Linked DNA regions of Homo sapiens: region 1 is linked to region 2. The links are chromatin loops, found by intact Hi-C in ENCODE. Cell type or tissue: heart right ventricle. All regions are shown on one strand. Each heading gives the region's core, and the rest is flanking DNA. Links, peaks and the distances in the headings are about the cores only. Region 1 overlaps PTPN12 (protein tyrosine phosphatase non-receptor type 12). Region 2 has its middle 42 kb from the start of GSAP.

What was found. Hi-C counts contacts between places; a loop is a spot of excess contacts. Peaks named below come from ENCODE experiments on the same cell type or tissue, not always from the same donor. Only the 100,000 strongest peaks of a DNase experiment are listed, where the experiment ranks them.
Region 1: it touches region 2 in a loop (2.1-fold over the local background); 24 of 110 quality-filtered maps call a loop at or near these places.

The regions. Positions count from the first base shown.
Region 1 is chr7:77,538,731-77,543,228 of GRCh38, reverse strand. The region is part of intron 1 of PTPN12 (protein tyrosine phosphatase non-receptor type 12); the gene reads right to left. Among named protein-coding and RNA genes, the nearest start is that of PTPN12, 3.7 kb to the right of the region's middle. RefSeq lists an enhancer at 2,680-3,261. In heart right ventricle, for the core only: CTCF peaks have their summits at 2,357 and 2,562; no DNase peak of the experiment used is centred there; H3K4me3 peaks cover 1,924 bases; H3K27ac peaks cover 2,151 bases.
Region 2 is chr7:77,449,921-77,466,972 of GRCh38, reverse strand. It overlaps the pseudogene GCNT1P5. Among named protein-coding and RNA genes, the nearest start is that of GSAP, 42 kb to the right of the region's middle. RefSeq lists a silencer at 3,085-3,164. In heart right ventricle, for the core only: a CTCF peak has its summit at 6,547 (motif pointing left); no DNase peak of the experiment used is centred there.

The DNA.
Region 1 (4,498 bases), core at 1,386-3,885, 80 kb before region 2:
GCTTCTTCCCATACCCCAACCCAAACTGTTTTTTCTAGTCACCAAAGCACTCCTATGTGCCAAATGGAATAGGTACTTTCTCAACCTCACCTTACCGGTCCTCCCAGCATTATTTGACTCTGGTAATAACTCCTTTCTTGAAACTCTCCCTGGCTTTTCTGACATCTCTGGTTCTCCTCCCTCCTCCTTGACCACACCTTCTCAGGAACAATCACTAGTATATCCTTCTTTTGGCTGTTATTTTAAGACTGATGTTCTTCAACCTAAAGCTGGTCACTCTATAAGTTTGTTGGAATAAGCTCATTCACTCCCATGCTGTCGACTATCTCCTACATGCTTATATTATGATGCCTACATCTTTAACTCCGTCCTGTCAGAAATCTTGAGCTCTACATTTCTACTGGATGTCTCAGAGGCACCGCAGTTTTAACATGTTGAAAATTAAATTTATCCTCTTCTCCCCCTGAAACTTCCTCCTACAATGTTGTTTGGTCTCCTCTACTTGTTTCTCCTCCCTCACTCCTTACTCTACCAAATGGTATTCTCTAGCTTGGGTGACAGATACCAAGCTAGATATTTTGCGAGTCATAACACTATACTCTTTTCTTCTTTACTACCTACATCTAATGAATCATTGAGACTCCTTTCTTAATTCTTATCAGATGTGTTGTATACACTCTATTTCCCCATCTCAGTTCACTTCAGGCCCTCACATCTCACTTCTTATATTTCAACAGCTTCCAAAATGCCACCCTTCATACTGCTATCAGATTCAACTTTGTAAAACACAAATGACTGTTTACCTTTCTTAAAAGACTCAGTAGTGCTCCAGAAACCCAGACTAATGATTCTCACCTTTTCTACCAGAACCTATCTAAGTAAGTGAAGGTTCAGAGTACAACTCAAGGAGCAGGCTGGAGAAGGTGAGATGGGGGAATGACGCTGGAGTGGACCAGCATGTCTATTTTCTTAACACCTCCCTACTTTCTCCATGTCTCTAGGAGTTACAATGCAGACTGTCCAGAATTGCTATTATCGGTCTGTAGAATAAAATCTAAGTATAGCATAGATGTAAGATCCTTCACAAAAAGACCTCTACCTAACTTTCCCAGCATTACCTTTATCATTTACCATGTATTAGCTCACTGGTTCTCAAAGTATGGTCCAGGACCACCTCCCCAACCCCCAGCCATCAGAGGGAGTCTGTGTGGAGTTAAAACCTAGGTCTGTCAAACATGAATGTGCACCACCCTACTTTATACATTTATCTCTCATTTTGTAAATATTAAAAGTAGAGATAATTGAGATCAAATTCTGGATCAGCCACAAATTAGCTATTTGCTAATTTATTAGCAAAATTAGCATGTTTTCAACATGCAAATAACCATCTAGGCAACATAGTTCTGCACAGTCTGGGTACCTTAGCTGTCTCCTCTTTAACAGTATGGGGCACAACCAAGGCCAGGAATAGACACTCATAGAATAGTAATGACAGGTGGAAAATTTCTATCCTCAATAGTAATCAAGAAATTCAAGTTAAAACAAGATATCAGTTTTCAACCATCAAATAAAGATCAAGAAAATTATAATATGAACACTCATACATTATGACAGTTGTATAAACTGACAAAACTTTTTCAAGTTTATGAACATGTATTAAATGTTTATATACGTCTACCTAGTACTCCTGGGAAGCTATCTTATGCAACAGTGAAAAATGTCAGTTTCAGCAAAAATGTTAATCACAGAATTACTATATGTAACAGCAGAAAGTAGAATGACCTAAATACTCAAACATAAAGAAACAAAATTAAGATATAAGATAGTTACCAAGTAGTAGGCCGGCTACGGTGGCTCACACCTGTAACCCCAGCACTTTGAGGCTGAGGCAGGTGGATTGCTTGAGCCCAGGAGTTTGAGACCAGCCTGGGCAACATGGGGAAACCCTGTCTCTACAAAAAATACAAAAATCAGCAGGGCTTGGTGGGGTGGGCCCATAGCCCCAGCTACTCTGGAGGCTGAAGTGGGAGGATCACCTGAGCCCAGGGAGACCGACGCTGCCGTGAGCCAGGATCGCAACCATGCACTCCAGCCTGGGTGACAGAGTGAGACCCTGTCTCAAAAACAGAACAAAACAACAAAACAAAACAAAACCAAAAAATATTAACAGAGGTAGCCTTTAAATGACAGGACTGTAGGACAGCTGGATAGAGCGAAAAGAGCATCATCACCAGTCAGGCAAGTGGAGTGTTCATTTGAACTGTGGTCTAAGTGTAAGGCATTATTATTATTCTATTAATTTCCAAATTTGGAATAAACATTATTTTATGATGGAACAGTTATATCAGCTACATTATCTCTAAGGCTCAGTCATAAAATGTTAAGAATTTAAAATGCATTTTTAATCGACATCAGAATTTAAAAATAATAGAATCTATAAGCTAATCTTTTTTTTCTCTTTCCATGCCAGGAGAACATAGTTCCTCTCCAGCCTTCCAGTCAGGGGAAAAAGCAGCACCAACTACCGGCTGTCTTAATTACAGCTATTGCTTATCAAGTCAGGAAATTAAAAAAAAAAAAAGCCCTATAAAAGAATAGCCTTAGTCATCAAATCTCTAATGTAGAATCACCTAGCTATACCTAGGTATCATGGAAGAAAAAGGAAACTCATTTACTCTTGGAGAAATGAACTCTCGGTGGCTCATGCCTGTAATCCTAGCACTTTGGGAGGCTGAGGCGGGCAGATCACAAAGTCAGTCAGATGAAAGTTCAAGACCAGTCTGGCCAATATGGTGAAATCCCATCTCTACTAAAAATACAAAAATTAGCCAGGCGTGGTGGCATGCGCCTGTAATCTCAGCTACTCAGGAGGCTGAGGCAGGAGAATCGCTTGAACCTGGGAGGTGGAGGATGCAGTGAGCCGAGATTGAGCCACTGCACTCCAACCTGGGCGACACAGCGAGGTGTTACATCTCAAAAAAAAAAGAAAGAAAGAAAGAAAGAAAGAAATGAACTCTCCAATAGGAATCCCTGACTCATCCCCAAAGCATGAACCCTAAGGCCACTTCTCCAGTACAGGAGTTCAGAGGCTGGGCAACCTGTCCTGATGGCCCGCATCACCAAACAATGCTCCTTCCTGACGGTATATGCCTAGGGATAACAAGGTGACTAGCATGCAAACAAGAAATGACCAGGGACCACACCATCTCTTCTTCCATAACCAAAGTAAGACGGTAAAAAACTAGTTTTAGGCCGGGCATGGTGGCTCACGCCTGTAATCCCAGCACTTTGGGAGGCCAAAGCAGATGGATCACTTGAGATGAGGAGTTCGAGAGCAGCCTGCAAATATGGCGAAACCCCATCTCTACTAAAAATACAAAATTAGCAGGGCGTGGTAGCTTGCGCCTGTAGTCCCGGCTACTTCGGACAAAAATTAGCCGGGCGTGGTGGCACGTGCCTATAATCTCAGCTACTCAGGAGGCTGAGGCAGGAGCATCGCTTGAATCTGGGAGGCAGAGGTTGCAGTGAGCTGAGATTGCGCCGCTGCACTCCAGCCGGGGCGACAGAGCGTAGAGCGAGACTCCGTCTCAAAAAAAAAACCAACCAACCAACCAACCAAACAACAAAACCCAAAAAAACTAGTTTTAAACATCTTAAATATTCAAAGTATTTTCTTCTACTTTTGCTAGAAAGTAGTAAAAAAGGGACTCCATCCAATTGCTGTAAATGACACCATTCAAAAGATACCAAGACAATAAAAACTCTCAATAGTAAAAAGGGAAAATGCCGTTTTCCTTAACCCTTTCAGATCAAAAAGTAATTTTTCAAAAATACATAGGCTAAATATCAAGAGCAAATGTTTAAATATAAGCAATATTTTTATTTTTAATAAGGAATAAGTTAGATTATTTAACTTATATTTTCAATCTTCAAAAGATACTGAGAAAACTTTACTTCCGTCCTCTATTATTGGTCTGGGGAGGCGGGAATCACAAAGCTCAACGATGCTAGTATAATACTGTGTATGGTCAAGGGCCTATTTTATAAGCTGTTAAAAATTTAACGCTAAAGCTTTACTAGACCAGTCTCTTTAAAACGTGAAAAAGTATTCACTACTAAGTCATATCACCTCCACCATAAAAACTACTGTACTTTTTAAACAAAAAATAAAAACTAGCCAATGTTTGCTGCCCATTCATTTTACAGGCATTAACTGTGTATCCTTCTCATAATCAGATTTCAGAATTAAGTGATTATTCTTCGAGGTGTACCTTACCCAAGATAAAAATTTTCCCCAGCTTATTTCCCATTCCCAACCCCCGCCAAGACTAAGGAGCAACCACTTCCCAAAGTCCCACTTCCTTTTTCATTCCCCAGACCTACAGGGTTTCCAACGCCCCAGTCTTGCGCAATATCCGTAGGAGCAGCAGCCGCAACCACCGCCTCCTAAGCCGGGAAACAACCCTAGAGGGAACATTGTCCAGCAGAAAAATAAAAA
Region 2 (17,052 bases), core at 5,467-7,966:
CCCACCCTAGAGTTAGTTAATCATAGCTGGAGATATTTTCTGGCCGTTTGGTATAGCCAGCAGATTTTGCAGATAAAATGCACAGGGCATAATATGGCATCATAGCAAGGCCAACTGTCTTCACACCCAAAGGATATGGGATTTTACAATATATTTTCACTCTGAATGGAGGTTTTGGGATCCTCTGGCTCTTCTTATATCAGGTAAAGAGCAGAGTATGGTGGAATGGACTTGAACTCTGAGTTCAGACAGCTCATCTGGAGTTCAGACAGATCAGTCTTCTGAAAGTGACCTGGAGTCACTTTCTTCCTTTCTTAGAATTTGTTCCTTCATTTGTGAAGTGCAGTAATACATGTCTGACAGAGCTATTGTGAAAATGAGGAAACATGCAAAACATATTGCAGGTGCACAAATGTCAGTTCCCTTCCCTTATTGACGAGGAGTTGCCACCACTTTAATGAAAGGGATTTTTAGTGTGACTAGGACTCAAAAGGTAAGTTTTTCTTTAATGAATAGCCTGATTCTTGGACAATAATGGCTCAGCCACAAGAGCTTGAGTAATTGTTTTATAACTTAGACTTCCCTTGGCATGAGGACCCCACCCAGCCCATATGAAAATGAATACCATTAAGCAGCCAAATCTTTCTCCATTTTAATTGAATATTGTGTGTTGAGACCAAGATTCTCAATAAGTCCAAGGACTCTTGTATGTCATGTCCTTAGCATGATAATCTCCCCACTTCTTTTTACAGTCCATACTGATGGAAGAAGATGAGACAGGGAATGTTCCTATTTGGGGCTCCACTGAAAGCCTCTGGTGCAATTTCCTGTAAGGCCTCCACTTTCCCTTTGCTGGAAATTTTTAATAATTAAAGTAATATCATAATTAGAACTTCCAAAATCACAAATTAGAAGTGGCTGGGCTTTAGACCCCCTTGAGTCAAGGCAAGATAGAACAACTCAGCTTAGACATCTGATTGATTACCCATTACCCCCATTCAGTTATTAAAATGGGATCTCTAAGTCTATGAGCAACAAGACATGGTCAGCTTAGTCTCACTGCTATTTACAAGAAAAAAATCTTCCAAATTATTTATGGTTTAACTCTTTTGATCAATTCAGGTTACGTCCTCACACAACCTCCAAACTCTTTTAATTCAAACTTGATGGATGAATTGCTTGAATGTATTTTCCCATGGGTATACTAAATAGAGGTATTATTGTCAAAATTTATAGAAAATACAGTATAATTTTTATATTTTTTATAGTATAATTTTATAAAGTTAGTATGATTACTAACTTTATATAAAAAAAGAATTCCTTCTCTAGGAGGAATTCTCCGCCTTAACTAAATTGGTTATAAGATCCTGGAAAAGAAGGCAGGGATGCTTGGGAAGACCTCTGTCCCAGATTCTAGGGCAGTTACCAATAAGTTTTGTCACACTGGTTGCATCAGAAAATTCTCTAGTCTTCACTTTCTCAATATTAGGGAGTTGAGCAAAGTAATCTCCAGGAGTTCTCCTGTAAATGCAAATTACAGGAACTCATCTATTATATAAACCAAGGCCCAAATTTCTGTCTTGGAAATTCTGAATCTCTCCTTATGAAGTTGTTAGTGGAGTGAGGAATTTCCCAAACTCTATTTCTCATCATTTCTTAGTTTTACCATTAAGTGCCACTGGTAATAGACTTATAAATATTTATTATGACAACAGTAATTTAGCATTAAAGTCAAGGCATATGGAGAAAACAAAAGGTTCAAGTTAAAAGCATGCCTAAATATGTCTCATTTAATGAACTTAATAGACTTGCAGAAGTTTCCCACTAATGTAGTATTGTTTACAACTTATCTCCATAACGTCTATTGAGTTATGCCTTTCCCATTTGATTCAAACTTAGGCAAATTGACATTTGTGAGTACATTTTACTTCCAATCACACCTATCATAGTACATAACTCAAGTCCTAAATTTGAATTAATATTGCGTTAAAATTCCTTGCCTTCTTCTGATACGCTTAAGAAAGATGATGATACTACTCAACTACATTTTTGGACACTTAGGATAACTCTTACTATTTAAAAACAAAACTGAGAACTGAAATTCTACTAACCAGAAGAATTGACTGTAAAAGTGACTCGCCCAATTTGGTGGTCACCCTAGTTTTTAAAAATGAGGTTTGAATGGAAAATTGTAAAAGCAAAAGACTATTAATAATGGCAGGAGGTGGGTGTATGAACAGGTGTAGTAGATTATGGTGCAGATATGTGAAATTGCTGTAATTTTAAAGAACCACATCCCCATTTTTTTGTTACCTTCTTAACAAATGGTGGTTTTATGATTCAGAAAAAGATATGCTAAATATTGAGACGAGACTATCAGAATATTTTGCTTTCAAGAGGGTGGGAAGAGTTCAACTTAAAATGTTAGGACTCAAAAATAAAAATGAGTATTATTTGTTTGAATCTGAATTTTACTGCAGTGAAGGAGATTAAACATTTTCACAAGCATTTATAATGACCATGACCAGAAAGACCTGGCCATTGTGATTTCTTACCTGAGTTTCTGCACCAGCTTGCTAACTGGTTTCCCTGTTTCCAATATTGATTCTCTATTCTGCCAACAAATTGACCTTCTAAAACACAAATCTGATCATGACCTTCTTCTGTTAAAACACCTTTAGTGAATTCCCACTGCCTTCAGAACAAAATTCAAATCTTTAGCATGACATAAAGGGTTCTTCATCATCTGACATCTGCCCTTCTGTTTAGCCTTATCTGCCAGCATGCTTCCTCGCTTCAATATAACTTTTTTTTTTTTTGAGACGGAGTCTTACTCTGTTGCCCAGGCTGGAGGGCAATGGCGTGATCTCGGCTCACTGCAACCTCCTGGGTTCAAGCGAGTCTTGTGCCTTAGCCTCCCAAGTAGCTGAGACTACAGGCATTCACCACCATGCCTGGCTAATTTTTGTATTTTTTAGTAGAGACAAGGTTTCACTATGTTGCCCAGGCTGGTCTCAAACTTCTGACCTTAGGTGATCCGCCTGCCTTGGCCTCCCAAAGTGCTGGGATTACAGGCGTGAGTCATTGTGCCAGCCCAATATAAGTTCTTGGTCATGCTGAACCAATTTTACTTCCCCATACTCACCTCGCTTTGTCATCACACTTTCATAACTCTGCAGATACTGCCCCTCTTTCTTGGACTGACTTTCCTCACTTCATGTGGGAAACTCTTATTCATCCTTTACTCAGCGACCATCTCCTTTCTTGATTTGTACCCACTCCTCCGGTTTGGTGTTAGCCCATTATGCCTGTTGCGTATTCTGATGCATACACCATTGCATACTTCGTCTTACTCTAAATCTTAACTTCTTCACTGCTCTGTAATGCAATTGTCTGTCTTTCTCTAGACTGAGACCTTCTAGAGGAAAGATCTGCGTCTTCTTTATCTTTTTCCCTCAGCACTTATTATAATGCCTGGCACGCAGTAGGCATTCTGTAAATGTATGCTAAAATAATCAATGCATAAATAGTCCAGAAAAGTTCAACATGGACTAACTTTAAAATGAGATTAATTATGACAATTGTTAGTTCAAATTTTTTTAATTAAAAAATTCTTTACTATTAAATCAAGCCAATTTAAGCTTTCTGGGATGATATACAGAGACACACTACACAGCACAATGGTATAGCAGAAAAGAAATTATTTACAAGGATTGTTTAGAGTAAAATCAAATCTCTATTTTAACAAATATATGAGATAAACTATATCTTTATGATTATTTTTTGCTGTAAATGTATTCATACCAGGACAATTGTCACATTTAAAATTCTCTAAATAATTTTGGCACAGGTGAAATCTTCTAACGTTGTTAAGTCCCTAAGCTCTTTTTCTTTCTTTTCTTTTTTTTTGGAGACAGAGTTTTTGCTCTTGTTGCCCAGGCTGGAGTGCAATGGTGCAATCCCGGCTCACCACAACCTCCACCTCCTGGGTTCAAGCGATTCTCCTGCCTCAGCCTCCTGAGTAGCTGGGATTACAGGCATGCGCCTCCACGCCCGGCTAATTTTGTATTTTTAGTTGAGACGGGGTTTCTCCATGTTGGTCAGGCTGGTCTTGAACTCCCAAACTCAGGTGATCTGCCCACCTCAGCCTCCCAAAGTGGTAGGATTACAGGCGTGAGCCACTGCACCTGGCGTTTTCTTTTCTTTTTTTAGACAGGGTCTCTGTCACCCAGGCTGGAGTGCCATGGCATGATTACTGCTCACTGGGGGCTCAACCTGCTGGTCTGAAGCAATCCTCCCATCTCAGCCTCCTGAGTAGCTGGGACTACAGGCACACATCACCATGACCAGTTAATTTTTTACAAATTTTTTTGTAGACACAGGGTTTCCCTGTGTTGCCCAGGCTGGCAACTAGAACTCCTGGGCTCAAGCAATCCTCCTGCCTGAGCCTTCCAAAGTTCTGGGATTACCAGGGTGAGACACTGCATCCAGCCCCTGAGCTCTTTCGACAGGCTGATTGTTTTGTGTCAGCCTCTTCTCCAGCCGCCTCAGCCCATTCTCTTCAGAATGACTTGCTACCGGCCCTGGCTTCACAGCTACTTTTATTATACTTCCCCCTCACTTTAACTCTAGATGAAAGTTTAATGCTCCAACCTTTCTAGCCAACTGTGCTCTGCAGAAACCAGGCAGCTTTTCTGACACAAAGACTTAGAGTCCTTGCTCCAAAGAGGGCCCTGTACAATTTTCCTGGTGCTTATTGACAAATAAGAGGAACCAGATAGTGTCAATTTTGCGCATTCTTCTTCTTATTACTAAAATTGCCTATAGTGGCCAGTGTTTTAAAGTCTCCAAAGTATGTCTCAGATGCTCATCTAAACACTGGATGGCAAAGAGGTCACCACCCGTGTCAGGCTTATTGGCAAACAAATGGTGCTTGCACAGTGTCCAGTTCAAGGTGCCAGCTCCGAAAAGGCACACTGAGCGCACATGGGCCCTACTGCAGGTGGGTAAAGAGTGCTTCAAAGTGCTGCCACCTGACAAACCTAGAAGCTGCATGCATGTCAGAAGAGTCATACTTACGGCTTAAGGAGAGTGAGCTGGGGACTTCGGGAATCCTTTGAACAGTGGCCTAGAGATACTTGCTGTATGTGTCTTGGGCCTACTCCATAAACTTTTAAATTTTTTTCATTCTCTAGCATATACCCCACGTCCTCCCTACTGACCACAAAATAGGCACTGCCTGAAAAAAGAGATGTTTCGAGTGGAGGACACATTTTGACAGTCCCCATGTTTGTCAGCTTTCCACTAATAACTGCATGCCCTCTTTTCCACTTTTCTTCCTTATTGACTAGCATCGTCTCAGTTTCCAGGTTGTTTCCACCCATTAATGACTTGAGCTTCCTGAAAATTTCCAGGTTGGTTTGAATAGCAAAATCCATACCATAAAGATTCATCAAGTACCCTAGTCTGTACTCATTGTGTAGAGGTCCTTCATGCAGTTGAGGTCAGCCTGAACCACTCCACAGGAATGCAAAAACCACACCCTCAGCCCCTCAAGGCTTCTGTCAGGCAGAAGCAGCACAGTAGGGCACCTTCTTGCACCTCCAGGGCCAGACTTTCACTCCAGCACTTTCTCTCCATGCAGAGTAAAGCACGGGTACGGTAATGGGTGCCAGATGTCACCTGGAATCAGAACACTAAATGATCCAGACTTTCCTTAATTCTAAATGTGCTGTTCTTTATTTTAATATACCTTTGCACTTCTGATACATGCAAACTGACAACCTTCAAGGCCATGAAGGAGGAACATCTGTTGGTGCTTGAAGCCTAGAAGACTGCCCTTAACAACAACAACAGAAGTCCCTGATTGTTGTTTGAAATGCTGAGGAAGTTGCTGTGGAGGAGACTTTTTTTCTTTTTTCTTTCTTTTTTTTTTTTTTGAGACGAAGTCTCACTCTGTCGTCCAGGCTGGAGTGCAGCGGCGCGATCTTGGCTCACTGCAACCTCTGCCTCTCTGGTTCAAGCGCCACGCTTGGCTAATTTTTGTGTTTTTAGTAGAGACGGGGTTTCACTATGTTGACCATGCTGGTCTCGAACTTCTGACCTCAGGTGATCCACTTGCCTCAGCCTCCCCAAATGTTGGGATGACAGGTGTGAGCCACCGTGCTCGGCCAGGATAGATTTTATTTTCTAAGCTCCGGAGCTTTTGATATGCCTTTGGAGAAGTTCACACCAATTCCAAACAGGTTAAAAATGTTATACAAAGTTAGTGCATGTAATAAGTTCTAAATAAATTTGAATGTTATATAAGGTTCAATATATGTAATATTGTATTGAACAATACAATTAGAAGTAGATGATTTTTATTTATAGGAAATCATTTTACTGCATTGATTATTGTAGATTTATCTAGGAGAATGTTGGCAAAGGTCACATTAGTAACTGAAATCTAAAAGACTCCAAAGCCTAAATTAAGATAATGACTTACGTTTTCTTATTGCAACTTTTTGATCAAACCGGTTGCAATGCTTCTCTTCCTGTTCTTCCTGCCCTCTGGTGGAGGTGCTAACCATCAGGCCAGGAGATAAGCAAGAGCCATAAAAGAGAATAGTGAAAAAGATCAAGGTAAGCCTAAATGGCAAGCCACTCCTGAATAATTGAAGAGCCACTGTTTACCTAGAACAAACCTCTGTTCCTTGTTTTTTCCAACGTTAAATAGGGACAACAATATTTACCATAATTCCCAATATTTACTATTATTCCCAAGCTGGTACCTTTCCATAGGTACTGCTTTCTACCTTTGGTCTTGCAGACCTGGCTAATTCCCACACAAAGGAAACCATTCTCCTACTGTGGCCTCTTCTATGCCTGGAAAAGACTGCAGGTTGGTACAGTATAAAAAGCAGTGGACTCCATCGTGTTGGGTGTTTAGGTCGCCATTCCATCACTTGACTCTTCAGAGTCCTTTCGATCCTATTCCTTAGATCAACAATGTACTTTTATTTTGTGACAAATCCTTCCTAAGCTGGAACTTGGCATAGGAAGCTTTGTTTCATTGAAGGAGATAATGAATTTGAAAGAATACTACAATTTTATTGGGTTTGTATATGATTTAATGCATTAATGACATTTATTTTATTTATGTTGTTAATTGCTAAATAATAGCAATCTTAAATATTTCTGAAACGCCTTTTATCTTGATCCTGAAAGATAGTTGCTATAGCATTAAAATACACTTAGTTAAGAAAAAAAAAAAAAGCAGTGGACCAGGAAGTGAGGGTTCTGTTTCCAGCTCTGGCTCTTGCTAGTGGCTTGGATGCCCTTGGGTAAGTCTCTTAACCTCCCTGAGACTGGGTTTCTTCATCTGTAAGTTAAGAATTATGATATTAATGGGTCTATTGTGAGGTTCAAATGAAGTAATGGTAGTTAAAGTGCTTTGTAAACAATAAAGCACCCTACAGAACTAGGTAATATTAATGCAGTGTTGACAACTCTTCTCTGAATCAACATTTAACTTGACTTGGTTGTCTGTGTACTTTAAAATGAGAAATAATGGTTTATCCTTTTAATCTTTAGCAAATAAACGAAGCCTTTGGTCTCGGATCCATAGAAAAAGCAAATTCTATGTCCTGATGTGATCCAAGTCTGTGTGTGGACTCTCTAGATCCTGCTTCATTTTTGTTTTAATTATAGCATTGAAAGAGTGGAAGGTTTAAAATTACACCTTTCAGAACTACTCATTATTTAGTGACTCTACATTTCAAATAGATTGCTCATGTCTTTAAAATATATGATCGGGTTCTTTTATTGTTACCTTGGCCTAACTATACGTTTATTGACATAGTGATGATAATGGTTTTTAGTTTTTGTTTTTAACATTTCCTTGAAGCTGTGATAATTTAGAAGATTTAAATATTTAGACATATTAAATGTTTAAGTTGCTTACACATTTTATTCTGTGTGGCTGAGGATGATTGCGAAATACATAGAATTATGTAACTAGAAGAGTTGAGAGTTCTGCACTTCTTTCTCTGCTACACACACAGTCTCTCATCCCTCTTCCCATCCCACTTTCTTAGGATATACTAGAAGAAAAACAAAAAAGGTGCTTATCTGAAAAAGATAAAACTGTCAAAGGTACCTGGTCCAAGTCACCATTATTCTTGGCTAGGTATTTACAATAGCCTCCTATCTGGTTTTCCCACTTCAATCTGTTCTTAAAATAGCAACCAGTGGGCACGGTGGCTCACACCTGAAATCCCAGCACTTTGGGAGGCTGAGGTGGGAGGATCGCTTGAGTCCAGGAGTTTGAGACCAGTCTGGGCAACAAAGCAAGACCGTGTCTCTACAAGAGAAAAAAAAATTAGCTGACTGTGATGGTGTGTGCCTGTAATACCAGCTACTTGGGAGGCTGAGGTGGGAGGATTGCTTGAGCCTGGGAGGTTGAGGCTGCAGTGAGCCAAGACTACCCTACTGCACTCAGCCTGGGCAACAGAGTAAGACCCTGTCTCAAAAAAATACATCTATATCTATATAAATACAGGTATAGATATATCATTCATAGATAGATAGTTACATAGATAGATAGATGAATAGATTCAGCCAGAATGATAAAATCCATGTCAGATAATGTCACTTATCTGCTCAAAAACCTCCGAAGGCCTTTACTCCTCTGTCTTCTTTTCCTCCCCACTCCTGACTCCCTCAGCACAGCCATACTGGCCTCCTTGACCGCACCAGGGCCATGTCAGCCTCAGAGCCTTGCTGTGAAATGCTCTTTCCTCAGATACTTGAATAAGTAGCTTATTCACCTCCTTCAGGTCTAATTATCTCCCCAGTGGTCTTCTCTGTCCCATCTGTTAAAACGGCAGCTCTCACCCCACCTTTTATCCCTTCCTCTATAGTGCTTATCACCATCTGACACACAATATGTTTACTTACTTCTTTTGTTTATTGTCTGTCTGCCTTTCTAGAATGTAAGGCCATGAGGGCAAGGGTCTTGTCTGTTTTGTTAACTGCTGTATCCTCAACACCCCGAAGAGTTCCTGGCTTGTAGCAAGTGCTCCATAAATGTTAGCTGAATGAATGAATGAAACAAAGATAAGTCGTGGTCTTATTTGATTTGCAACACTATAAAAATTGTGAAATTTTCATCAAAACAAAAAAACGCTATGAACTTTTTGATATCTTCCAATAATGAGACCTATTATAACATCCAAGGCATTAGTGTCCTTCTCTTTCATATCCTCCCCCTCCCAAACATTTTGACCATTCTATGTTTCTAGAATTGAGATCTATTTTAATCCATTACTGTTCTTTTAAGTATAATTGTGTAAACCACTCACAATTTGTCACGAAAGGAGGAAAGAATTGAATAATAATGAAATACTTGTTGTTCGTTTTTCTTTGACACTTTAATCTCTTGATGATGTTAGTTTTGGCCATTCATTTTCTGACTTCTCTTTCTCCCCCATCTCCAAAATATACATATTACCAAAGGATCTTGCTTGGATTTCTTATCTTGCTTTGCATGTTCTCTGTTAGAAGTCGTATCAACTGTTATGGCTTCCGTTGTCTCCTTGTCTTAGATTATGCTCATATTTATAAGCCTAATTTTGACATTTCTTATTGGCCCTAATTTTATGTTTCCCTTGCTGGGCCATCTTTCAAGTTCTCAAACCTTTTATGTCTAAACCAACCGGGCACAGTGGTTCACGCCTATAATCCCAGCGCTTTGGGAGAATCATTTGAGCTCAGGAGTTCAAGACCAGCCTGGGCAATAAAGGGAGACCCCGTCTCTACAAAAAATTGAAAAATTAGCTGGGCGTGGTGGTGTGTGCCTGTGGTCTCAGCTACTTGGGAGGCTGAGGTGGGAGGGTCACTTGAGTCCAGGAGGTTGAGGCTGCAGTGAGCTGTGATCATGCCACGACACTCAAGACTGGGAGATAGACTGAGACCTTGTCTCAAAAACAACAACAAAAAACTGGCTCCTGTTCCAGTAATTCGTTTCTGTTAATGACCCTGCTTACTTCTAAATTTGGAAATGTTTTTAAGGCTTGTAATCTTTTATGAGTTTCTTCATATTGTCAAGCCTTGTTGCTTATACTTCTCGAATATCAGCTGATTCATTTCCTTTTTTGCTTTCATTAGATTTGGGACGGGGCCTGAGATTCTGTATTTCTAATATGTTTCTGTATCAAGCTAATGTTTCTGGTCCATTGACTACACTTGGAGTAGCAAGGTCCTGCTCTAAGATAATGATGTCCATCTGAACCTAGTCTTCCACTTTCTATTCCATAGCTATATCTAAGAAAGACTCAATTCTTTCAAGAATAGAGATCTGATATTGCTCAGTCTTGTTTTTTTCTATGTCACAAAAGATTTGGAAAGTTATAGACAGAAGATGAAACACTCAAATCAGCCATAATGGTCAATTCAGAATCAATCATGAACAGTTTGATGTGTATCCTTTTACTCCTTTCTTTATTTGAGTGAAAATACACATTCATGTTGTATCTGTATTTTTAAAACCAAAAAGGATCCTTTATCTTCTTTAAATTACCTAATGTATAAATTTGCTTTCTAAGTTTGTTGACTCCCCCATCTTATAAAGTAAAATCTACCTTTTCTTTCTTTCTTTTTTTTTTTTTAAAGAGAGGGTCTCACTCTGTTTCCCAGGCTGGTGTGCAATGGTGCAATCATGGTTCACTGCAGCCTCAACCTCCCAGGCTCAAGCAATTCCCCACCTCAGCCTCCTGAGTAGCTTGAGACTACATGTGTATATCAGCACGCCCAGCTAATATTTATTTATTTATTTATTTATTTATTTATTTATTGAGACCAAGTCTCGCACTGTCATCTGCACTGGAGTGAAGTGGCCCGTGATCTTGGCTCACTGCAACCTCCGTCTCCTGGGTTCGAGCGATTCTCCTGCCTCAGCCTCCTGGGTAGCTGGGATTACAGGCACGCCCCACCACACCCTGCTAATTTTTGTATTTTTAGTAGAGACGAGGTTTCACCATGTTGGCCAGGATGGTCTCAATCTCTTGACCTCATGATCTGCCCACTTTGGCCTCCCAAAGTGCTGGGATTACAGGCATGAGCCACCGCGCCCAGCCAATTTTTGTATTTTGTAAAATATATAATTTTTGTATATTTTAGAGTTTCGCCATGTTGCCCAGGCTGTCTTGAACTCCTGAGCTCAAGCCTGCCTCAGCCTCCCAATGTGCTAGGATTTCAGGCATGAACCACTATGTCCGGCCAAAATTTGCCTTTTCTATAGAATAAAAACACCCAATGCTGTTTTTTTCTCAACCTCTTTAGCTGCTTTTGGGGACTTGGTGCAGCCAAGCAGATGAATCCTCTGTTGACTTTGGTTCGGGGCTGGTGACTCAGAGCATCAGGGATGATGCAGAATCCGCTCTGGCCAGGGCCACAGCAGCAATAGCAGCTGCATCTGGTTCCCAGTGGCAGCAGACACAGCTGTTCTGAGGCAATATGCAGGGTCCAGCTCCCAAAGACTTGGCAGTGCAAGCCATGGGGTCAGTGCTTGGCAGCTGGAGTGGTGACTTCATGGACCAGCTCTGCAGAAGGCTTTGGGTATGGTTCTTGCCTGGATAGTTCTCTTCCCACCTTTGTTTCTTAAATTAGCTTCAAAGTTGACTTCATACACAGGTAACAAATACTAATGATATTAACAATAACTGACTCTTAGGTAGTGCTTACTATGTGCCGGGCAAATTTCTAAGGACTTTATGTGTATTAACTCATTTAATCTTTTACAAAACTCTAATGAGTTACGGACTGGTGTTATCCCCATTTTATAGACAAAACAGTTACAGGGAGGTTAGGTTACTTGTCCAAGGTCCAATGACTATAACTGGTAGCTCTGAAACTCAAACCTAGTCAGTCTGATCTAGTTCTTAAGAGCCTTGACTGATACGCGTACTGTTTTGCAACCTAATTTTTTCATGTAACAAAATTTCTTGAGCATTTCCATGTCATTAAATATTTATTTAAGCATTTAAAGTAGCTGTGTAATGTTCAATTATAAGGATGATTCATGTTTTATTTACACAACTCTCTACTGTAGAACATCAAGGAAATCCTGGTGGCTAAACTTTTTTTTTTTTTGAGATGGAGTCTTGCTCTGTCGCTCAGGCTGGAGTGCAATGGTGTGATTTCAGCTCACTGCAACCTCTGCTTCCCGGATTCAAGCAAGTCTTCTGCCACAGCCTCCCGAGTAGCTGAGACTACAGGTGCATGCCACCACACCCGGCTAACTTTTGTACTTTTAGTAGTGATAGGGTTTTGCCATTTTGGGCAGGCTGGTCTTGAACTCCTGGCCTCAAGCGATCCACCCACCTCGGCCTCCAAGTTGTTTTGTTTGTTTTTAATATCCATGAGTTTTTCCTTGGGATAAAGTCTTCAAAGTGGAATGCTAGGTCACGGTGTATTCAAATCGCCTTCCTGAAAGTTTATTCCAATTTACACACCCAGCCACGGAGGGAAACATCCTGTTTTCCTGAGTCCTTATTGACATTGAATGTTAACATTAAATTGTTTTCCTTTGTGGCACTGAAAATGATACATAGTTTTCTTTAAACTTGAAATTATTTAAACATTTAAACATACGTTTATTGGTTATTTGTTCAAAGTTATTTTATGAATTGCCTTTTCCATCACCTATAGAATAAAGCTGAAACTACTTCAGTTCAAAGCTCTTCCAACTCTGACTCAAACTACTTTTCTAACTAATTCTCCTACAGTTTCTAAACATTCATTTGGGACACTCAAGGGGATTATTTTGTTTTCGATTGGACCATATGAATATATATTTTTCTAGGCCAAAAAATTGTTGACTATTGATAGTTTGATATGGTGAAAACTTATAAATCTCCAAAACCTTTGCTGTGACACTACAGTACTTTCCACAAATGCCTGTTGCCCGTCTCTGCTTGGTGAAATCCTGCTAGTTCTTTACAAGGTGGAGTTCATGAATCAGGTCCTCTCCCTCCAATTCCCTTGCCACCCCTCTCCAGGTTCTCCTCTCACCCCCAGCTTAGGCAACTGTAGATCATTTCTTTTCACAATTTCAACTCTCATTCTTTCCTCTCACAGCTGTGGAATGATCTCAGGGTATTGCAGCTGAATAACAAGTTTTCATTTGCCTAGCAGAGGGTGAGCCCTCTGTTGCTCTTCTCTGGCAGAGGCTGTCTTATTTATTTTGGCAGCCTCAGAGACAAGCAAAGTTCCCGGCTTATAGTGGGTGCACAAAAATATCTGTTGAATTGAAGAACTAGTAACTTTAGGGACGAGGAAGTGCCTTATTAGTGCAATACTACTTGCAGTTTCCTTCCATGTTAAATAGGAAGAGCATGTGTAACACCTTCTAATATCTTCTAATTTGGTTGCTTGGTATTTTGTTTGGAATTGGTCCTCCTTATTTTGAATCCTGCATCTTTCTAATTCATCTTTTCCTGTATTTTCAGATGTTGTAATTATATTGCAGTTCAACAGAATTATTTTATTCCATGGTACAATTCCCAAGAGCAAAACAGCACAATTCTCTAACTGGCTAAATAACAAATCAGCATACTTTCCAAGGACTATATTCTGTGTTTTTTCCTTTTAATCAAATCCATCTTTTCTGTCAGTTGGACTTTCAGGAGCTTTTAGTGACTTCTGGGGAATACCAGTGCTATAGACAGTGTAGCTTCAGGAAACATTAAAAGTAAAAATATTTTAAAAAATTCATTCAAAACATTTAAAAGGAATCTTACTGAGACAGTCTTCTGTTTATATAAGGGATACACTGCACAATTAACTTAAGGTATACTTACAGGAAGAAAATCATGAAATTATAGAACTTTAAAGCTAGAAGAGACCCCCAAAGCGTTTCAGTATGTGCTCTTTGGTGAAAAAATACCAAATAGGAGTTGGGGAGAGAATAGTTTGAGCTTAACTTTGGCTCCATATTCCCTCTCCAGTTAATTTGAGTGAAGTTCCAACTCTTGCTCATCTTTTCTACCTGCATATCCTGCCCTAGTCATTCCTGGAATGAGTTCAGGTAGAAGCAGCTGCAATGCCAGGCCTCTTTTGTGTTTATATTCGGGGAGACTGGGCGTTGCTTTATGTATTCTTCATCCCCTCTTTTCCCCTAGACATTTTGCCAGCTCTGGCCTTTTCTTTCCTGCTTGCCCATTAGGCAAGAATGTGCTCAGTATTTTGCCTTTTCTAAGTGGGCTTCTCTAACTAGGAAACTAGTTCAATGAACAGGTCCAAAGAGCCAGAAGAACTGCGTAAGATTTTGTAAAATGTGAATGGGGTATTATAATTTAAAAGACAGATTATAACAAGTGTTGATGAGAATGTGGAGAAACTGGAACCCTCATACACTGCTGGTGGGTTGAAAAATGGTGCAGCCACTTTGGAAAACAGTCTGGCAGTTCTTCAAATAGTTAAGCATAGAGTTGCCATATGATCAAGCAATTCTACTCTTAGGTGTACTCAAGAGAAATTAAAACATATGTCCAGGCCGGGCATGGTGGCTTATGCCTGTAATCCCAGCACTTTGGGAGGCTATGGCGGGCAGATCATGAGGTCAAGAGATCGAGACCATCCTGGCTAACATGGTGAAACCCTGTCTCTACTAAAAATACAAAAAAAATTAGCTAGGCTGGTGGCATACACCTGTAGTCCCAGCTACTTGGGAAGCTGAGTCAGGAGAATCACTTGAACCCAGGAGACAGAGGTTGCAGTGAGCCGAGATCGCACTACTGCACTCTAGCCTGGCGAAAGAGCGAGACTCCATCTCAAAACAAAACCAAAACCAAACAAACAAAAAATACGTCCATAGAAGAGTTTATACATGAATGCTCATAGTAGTGATATTCATAATAATCAAAGAGTAGAAGCAATCTAAATTTCCATCAACTGATGGATGGATGTTGTATGTCTATAAAATAGAATACTATTCACGAATTAAAAGAAATGAAATACTGATACATGCTGCAATATGGATGAACCTTGAAAACAAGTTAAGTAAAAGAAGCGAGTCACAAAGGACCATATGTTGTGTGATTCTGTTTATATGAAATGCCCAGATAGGTAACTCTATAAAGACAGAAAATAGATTAGCAGTTGCCTGCAATGATGGTGGGAGGAGTGGAGCTTCTTTTTCAGGTAATGAAAATGTTCTAAAATTGATTGTGGTGGTAGATGTGTAAATCTGTGAATATACTAAAAGCCATCAGATTGTACACTTGAAGTGGGTGCATTGTACAGTCTGTGAATTATATTGCAATAAAGCTGTAAACAAATTAAAAGAATGGGTATTTTTTTTATATGTAATTTTGTTTCCTGGTACTTTTCTGGCTAGCTGGAGATTCCCATGCCAAATTTCAGACTTACTTTGTTCTTTGATTCTACTTGAAGTCCAGCCAATAGCTCATTAGCTATTAGCAGGGTGGGAATTTGACTCACAATGCAACTTAGACATGAAGATAAAATATAAGTTCTTTATTTAGTTTATAACCAATCTGGCTTTCCTCCTGAGTCCTTAACTGTGGATAGTGGGAAAAATAAATGACATATGTAATTCCCAATGTCTGGGAAAACCACTATGATGGAACTATGATGGAAGGAATGGCTGGGACTAATTTATCTGCAGCTAACACACACTATTCTTGCTGCAGCTATATTCACTCAAATGACTAACGCACAGGACGGTCAGCGTGGGGCTTCATATGCATGGTTCTGAATTCTTGTCTTTTTTTTTTTTTTTTGAAACAGAGTCTCTCACTGTCGCCTGGGCTGGAGTGCAGTGGCGCGATCTCGGCTCACTGCAACCTAGGCCTGTTCAAGCAATTCTCTTGCCTCAGCATCCTGAGCAGCTGGGATTACAGGTGCCCGCCACCACATCCAGCTAATTTTTTGTATTTTTAGTAGAGACGGGGTTTCACCATTTTGGCCAGGCTGGCCTCAAACTCCTGACCTTGTGATTCACCCGTCTCGGCCTCCCAAAGTGCTGGGATTACAGGCTTGAGCCACCGCGCCCAGCCCTTCTTGTCTTGATTCTATGCTTTCTTTTGGCCTTCGTTATTCATGTGATTCAAGGCTTGCTTTGAACTCCTGGATGTGTGTGCTCCATAACTCATGAAAGCTCTTTTGACTTCTAACTATTGGCTCTGTCTTGACCACTGGTTTCCAGGCAATGTCAGTGTCTCTGGGTTTGCTGCAGTCCTGTAGCTGTTCACAAAGCTTCATTGTTTTGGTCTCTATCATGGCATCTGATCCCATGTCTATGATCAGTAGCTAGCTAGGGTGATAAAATAACTGTTTTGTGGGTTCCTGAAGCATTAGATCTTAGCAGAATACATACGCTTATTTCCTTCTTCTGAAACAATATTTAAAAGCACTGTAAAATGTTTGAAATAAAATTTGCCCTGTTTTTATAATTTTTTATTGATGATGCTATGAGTATTTATTTTACTTTTTAAGCTGCATTTGTTTGTATGTTTGTTCTTTTGGAAAGAGGACTCTCTGGCTATTGGTGCTTTGAATGGAGGGAGGTACAAAATCATATTATATTGTTGGCTAAGGGATGAGATAAATTGAGATGTGTATTTGTTTCTCAAATTGTTTTATTCTTGGTCTAACTAAATCAGTGATGTGACACTTCAGAAAGGAATTCGGAGCACTTACTGGTGACTTATATTCTGAAGGACTGTGACTTCTACAGTGAAAAATATTTCAAAATTGGCATTCATTCAGGACTGAATCTTAGCTTTGATATAGTATCTGATATAGCCCCAATGTCTAGGAGGTAATTTTTATTACAAAAAAATACTTTATTTTGGAAAAAATAGAAATTTTAAGAATATTTAACATAATCTGAATGCATATTGAGTTTACAAAGGAACCAACTTGATTAAAAAATATTTGACTATTAAATGTGTAAGAATGTGAGCCTGTATCTATTATATGAGTTTTTATTCAATAAAAATCATCTGTGTCTATTGTATACATATGTATACAAATATAAAATTTCAG